Linked DNA regions of Homo sapiens: region 2 is linked to region 1. A link is a loop called in an ENCODE intact Hi-C map of the cell type or tissue named here. Cell type or tissue: natural killer cell. All regions are shown on one strand. Each heading gives the region's core, and the rest is flanking DNA. Links, peaks and the distances in the headings are about the cores only. Region 1 overlaps TBCD (tubulin folding cofactor D). Region 2 overlaps METRNL (meteorin like, glial cell differentiation regulator).

Region 1 (2,901 bases), core at 98-2,597:
TGAGCAGGTTGTGACTAACCCATGGGCAGCTTCCACGTTCAGGGCCTGTCCGACATTCCAGCCCTATGACCCTGCTCCTAGGCGAGTGCTGTCCAGGCCCCCGACACCATCAGGCCCTTGTGGTGGCCTGTCCACACCCAGGCCCCCCACTTCCCCCCTGCACAGGTGAGGAAGTTGAGGCTCAGGGCAGCTGAGCCCGCTTTTGTCTGCTCGGAGCCTGTTGTTCCAGCCCTAGCCTGGCCAGACAGAGCCTTGGCCCCTGTGTTGGTCTTGCTTTGTTCTCACCGTGGGGGGATGCTGGACACAGAGTCCCCTTGTTCTTGTTCTCGGTGAGACCTGGTCCTGGGCCACCCCGGATGTTTCCCTGGGCTCCTGCCTGCTGTGATGTGGGGCATGGAGTTGTACCCCAGTGGGCGACATCCCAGGTTGTGGCACCTGCTGTCTTTCTGCAGAGTGAGCCGCAACAGCTCCACCTGGGTGCAGGTTTCTCCCCTGTTCACGGTTCAGTGAAGGATGCTCATGCTGTCACTGATTGCAGCAGCCTCAGGCAGAAGTTTATGGTATCTCCATCAGCCCAAGCTCCCAGTGTAACCCTTGGGAGAGATTTGCTGGAAGAAAGCCGCATGGTACCTGCTCATTCCGGCCTCTCCTGGTGGGAAGGAGGGATGTGGCCCCGGGTGTTCTCAGGAGTGCTGGCTGTTCAGTTACGTTGACTTGCGAAGCTATTACATGAAGGTGTGAGGTTTTAATGGTCAAGTGCAGGGTGGTGATGAATGGGTTAAAGACGTCAAGGAAGGATCTGAATCCCGGCCTCGGAGGTGGGCAGGCTTGGGAGACCTTTGAAAAACCCTGCTGTGGTTTATAGCTGTAAGGCTTTCTATGTGGGGTTTAAAGTTTGTCATTTGTATTTTCTTAGGAAATTATTTATGTTGTTTCCAGAATTTCACATCCTGGAACCTGAGAGTGGTATCAGTAACACCATGTAGGCTGCGGGGCTGGAGCTGGGGCTCCACTGGGAGGCTGTCGTGGCGGGGTGGGAGGAGGTGCCGCCTCTCCCATGTCAGAGCCTCGGCGGCTGCTGGTCCTCGATGCTTCTGGGGTCAGCTGTCACCACCCCCAAGAACCGGCTGGGCCAGCTGCCCCCAGTCAACGTCTTGCCTGCCCGGGACTGCTGAGTGAGGCCTGGGCTCTGGTCCAGGCTTTGTAGACCGTGCAGGCGGCTGCATCCCCGACCTGACCCAGGCCTGCTCGCTCTGGTGTGCACCGACCTGCCAGCTTTGTGGCACTTTGTGGCATGGGGCTCAGGCCGATGGAGGTCAGTGGCTGTAACACTGTTGAGACCTGAAGACCGTTTACGGTGTATGTTTTCGGGAAAGGTCTCTTACCACGTACCGAAGTGGAAATGTTTGAGTTGTTTGAAAAAGATGAAATACTTGTGAGTGGTTTCAATGATTTAGCGTGGTGTTGCCTGGGTAGACCGTCAGGAAGTCAGTGTGACGTGGAAGTCCTCGGCGAGCCATGTCTGTGGTGTGTGGCTTGCTCACCACCTGCCTCAGGGCTCGGGGTTCATGAGTGTAAATGTCTGTGGATGTGATTATTGAACTTGGTGAAATGCCTTTGTTCATTCAAATTCTTCTTTTTCCCCCATTTCCACTTTCTTATTAGGGCACTTTCCCTCATGGTATTGATATTTTGACCACAGCTGACTATTTTGCCGTCGGTAACAGATCCAACTGTTTCCTGGTTATAAGGTAAGTCTTTAATGTATATCACAAAAATAGAATACTCTAAAATCAGATTGGATGTCAGAAATCAGCTACCACCATTTTCTTTTTTCATCCTGTAATGTCCACTCAATGGAATGTAGTTTTTGTGTGAAAAATTAAAAATGGAATTGGGAACAGTGACTGAAACTTGTGTTTCATGTTGATTGGACACACCTCATGCTTTACTACGCTAGATAGGGGACATTTACTCACGTGTTAAAGAGGGGCTCAGCTTCAGGAGTGCGGCCTTGCCGTGAGTGCTGTCTCTGCTTATGATTTTTCTCCTGGTCGCCCCGTTTTACCCGTGCTGGTTCTGTGTGGGGCTTGGAGTTTGAGAGGAAGCAGCTGCAAGCACGGCCACACCTCCTCCTGATGCTTCCCTACTGGATGTCCTAAATGCTTTCCCACCGTGAAATCTTGGATTAGAAGGGACTGTTTCTTTCTGTTTCGGTAATAGGAAGTGTTTTGAAGTTGAAGTTATCTGTAGATTGTCTATGAAATGAGTAAGAGGTATTTTAGAAATCAGGTTAGAAACAAATGTTTAGCACCTCTAATTGCAGTTTACAGAATTATATCAAACTGTTTTAGTTGTGTAATTAGGTACTGGGGAGGTTACTTCAGTTATCTTAGTTGATCCATTGCAGCAGAAATGTGAAAAAGGGTGTGACTTTATTTATTTATTTTTGGAGACAGAATCTAGCTCTGTTGCCCAGGCTGGAGTGCAGTGGGGTGTGACTTTATGAAGTGATTTATTTGCCTTAAATTAGGACCAGAAGCATGCCCGATGCATTTTTAACATTAACCATTAAATACCCTAAAGATCGATTCCCCAACAGCCCTGCTGTGTAGACCGTGCAGAAAGGACGTTTCTCCGTCACCAGCCTGGGCAGAATTTTGAAAATGTAGCATTTGGCCTCTTTCCCAGGAAGGATCTTTGAACACACTTATCTGTATTTTTATACCCTTTCAGGTTTCCTCAACATTTAATGTCCTTTTTTGCCTTATCAGTTCTTTCCTATTAATACTTGGCCATATATTTTATGTGGAAAATCTACTGGCCCGATGCAGTGGCTCATGCCTGTAATCCCAGCACTCTGGGAGGCCAAGACGGGCAGATCACCTGAGGTCAGGAGTT
Region 2 (2,901 bases), core at 133-2,632, 190 kb after region 1:
GGAGGTGAGAGATTTGAGGCACTCGATTTTCTGGTAGGAACCAGCACAGACCATGAGTCTCGGACTTCGTGCCGAGGTCTGCTGGGTCCCAGGCTGAAGGATGCATCGTTTAACTTTTTTTGTCTACACGGGTCTTGCGCATCATGTGCTACTGATTTTAATGTGAAAATCCCTACGTCAGCGGGTCTGGTTGGAGTCCCGTTGGTCTGGATGTTTCGGGAGAATGTGAGAGGAGAGGGGAGCAGGCCCTGTGCTGGGTGCAGACCCGTCTGAGTGCGCTGAGAAGACGTCAGGTGAAGGCCGGGGTAGCCGGGTGTCTTCTTTCTTCTGTGTCCACCTTCATTTTGTCCTCTTCCTCTTTTTGCCCAGTGTCTTCTGAGTGGGTGGAGCCAGGCGTGCCCACCAGATGCGGGTAGCATGTGCTAGGCCAGGACGGCCCCCAGGCTCAAGTCGGCCTCCTCCTGGGCAGAGGTGGGTTGGCCGCCTGTCCCCAGCTGAGTTGTGGCTGTTCCCCTCGCCTGCTCAGATGAAGGCAGTGCTGTCAGAGGTGACCAGAGCCCGCTCCCTCGACCTTCAGGACTCCCCGAGAGGGAGGCAACGTGTCAGGACGGTGTATGTGGAGAGAGGGTCGAGGCTCGGTGCCTGAGCACGGGCAGGAGGACAGTGGCCTCGATGCCAGAGACGGGAGGGAGAGACGTGACGATGAGGCTGCATAAGAAGAGAGCTGACTGTAGCTGAGTGTATCAGCCACTCACCGAGTCCAGTTTCCACACAGCACGATCATCGTGCCCTTGCCCACACACGTGTTAGATGAGCTTGTGTGAGCTTTATGGGCTGTAATTTGTGAGTCTGTTCTGGGTGTGTGATCCTGGCAGCCGGCTAGGCCTGGCCACTCGTGACCTGGGGCCTTGTCGGGGTGGGGAGAGGGTGAGGAGGGGTGCACCCTCGACACCACCCTCTGATGTGGCCTGCAGCCTATGAAGAGTGAGGTTTGGGGGCCCAGAGTGTGAGTCACCAGCGGTAAATGCAAACCATATGTGATGCATTTTCTCTGCTGCAGAAAGGGTTTCTGGTGACTCGCTCAGGCCAGGGCTCTGGAAACAGCATTGCTTATTTCACATAAAAATCCTAAGAATGTGGGTGAACCTGTCTGAGATCTGCGTAATAAAACACTTAGTTGAAGTCACCGGGTTAGTTCCAGGCCCACTTGGTTATGACGTGGCTGTTAGCCACGAGCTGGCATTTACGTTAAAGTGTTGAGAAGCGTGAGGGTTTTGATGTTTCAGTTTCTTGAAAATATAACTGTTTCTACTCAGGACCTGCCTCTCCAAGAGTGTAGCACACTTCATTTTTTTCTGTTTAGCATGTATGAGGGTGAACTTAGCTTGCTACTCACACACTACTCACCCTGTGGAGGAAGTTCGCCTCGCTTTTGTGGTGAGTCTTGCTGTAATGATAGCTTATATTTACAAATACCGTCGGCAGTGCAGGGTCTTCAGGCTTGCAGAAAACGGTCAAGTCATTACTTTGAGAAATGTACAAACATCTATGCTTAATGAGGTGCTAAAAGACAAAACTCATCTACAACCTCCTTCCCCCCAAACTGCCAACACTCTGGATTAACTTAAAAGCTGCTCTCTGGGCAGGTTGCATCCCAGGGCTCCTCCTTCACACGTGGTGGGGCCCCACCTTCGCTTTACCTCTAGCGTCCCAGCCCTCGTGGTCATCTGGAACCAGGGTTGGTACACAGGGCCTGCTGGCATTCCTGTGATACTCCGTGATATTCTGGAGGAATCCATCCCTTCCCTGGGGCTCCATCCCACTGCCCCAGCACCTCCAGCCACCCTGATTCAGGGACATCGCAGAGATTGGTGTTTGACGCTACGGCAGCAGAGGCGCAGACTCTTGAGTGTTGGAGGGTGTCTGGAGGGCCTGGGGACAAGCACCGCCTGCACTCCCGGGAGCTCGGCCCCGCCCCACCATGGCTCTTGGTGCAGGTGCACTGGAAGGAACTGGGTGGGGCCCTTGTGCCGAAGGGCGGAGATGGCGCCGGCCTGCCTCACGGGCAGGGGTCCGTGTGGCACCTGTGGCCGGCAGCGGGTGGGTCCAGGAGCCGCCATCATTTGGAGCGGGTATCGTCCTCACTGACTCTCTGTGGGTGCGGGTGGGGTGTGTGACGGGAGCTCCGGGCCTGGCTGACAGTGTCTCTCCTCTGCAGCGGGCTGACGCACGAGGCACACAGGAAGGAGGTGGAGCAGGTGTATCTGCGCTGTGCGGCGGGTGCCGTGGAGTGGATGTACCCAACAGGTGCTCTCATCGTTAACCTGCGGCCCAACACCTTCTCGCCTGCCCGGCACCTGACCGTGTGCATCAGGTCCTTCACGGACTCCTCGGGGGCCAATATTTATTTGGAAAAAACTGGAGAACTGAGACTGCTGGTACCAGACGGGGACGGCAGGCCCGGCCGGGTGCAGTGTTTTGGCCTGGAGCAGGGCGGCCTGTTCGTGGAGGCCACGCCGCAGCAGGATATCGGCCGGAGGACCACAGGCTTCCAGTACGAGCTGGTTAGGAGGCACAGGGCGTCGGACCTGCACGAGCTGTCTGGTGAGTGTCCTGCCTGGGGCGGGGGCGGCGGGCCTCGTCATCACGGGGCTGGTGATGTGGCAGGTGTCTCTGATTTCTTCCTGTCCCCTCGTCTGCTCAGCCTTGGTGAAAACCCTTCTGTGTCTGTGCTTCGGACATGACTGTTTTGCCTGAAGAGCCCCCCAGGTGGCTGGGGTTGGGGGACACTGGCGCCCGCAGAGGGGCCCTCCTAGGGGGTGTGACATGGTGTAGGGGGGTGTGGGATGTCTAAACTAAACCATCTTGGAAATGCAGCCTTTCCAACTAAAACCACCTTTG

The links. Peaks named below come from ENCODE experiments on the same cell type or tissue, not always from the same donor. Only the 100,000 strongest peaks of a DNase experiment are listed, where the experiment ranks them.
Region 2: a loop joins it to region 1, with 9 times the contacts of the local background. A loop is called at or near these places in 2 of 110 quality-filtered maps.

The regions. Positions count from the first base shown.
Region 1 is chr17:82,891,882-82,894,782 of GRCh38, forward strand. TBCD (tubulin folding cofactor D) reads left to right here. Exons shown (of 39, transcript NM_005993.5): 17 at 1,666-1,751. Among named protein-coding and RNA genes, the nearest start is that of ZNF750, 53 kb to the left of the region's middle. In natural killer cell, for the core only: no CTCF peak of the experiment used is centred there; DNase peaks (open chromatin) are centred at 480, 1,510 and 2,070; H3K27ac peaks cover 841 bases.
Region 2 is chr17:83,082,720-83,085,620 of GRCh38, forward strand. METRNL (meteorin like, glial cell differentiation regulator) reads left to right here. Exons shown (of 4, transcript NM_001004431.3): 2 at 2,219-2,604. Among named protein-coding and RNA genes, the nearest start is that of METRNL, 4.6 kb to the left of the region's middle. RefSeq lists enhancers at 36-595, 596-1,154, 2,054-2,581. In natural killer cell, for the core only: no CTCF peak of the experiment used is centred there; a DNase peak (open chromatin) is centred at 1,072; H3K4me3 peaks cover 292 bases; H3K27ac peaks cover 2,500 bases.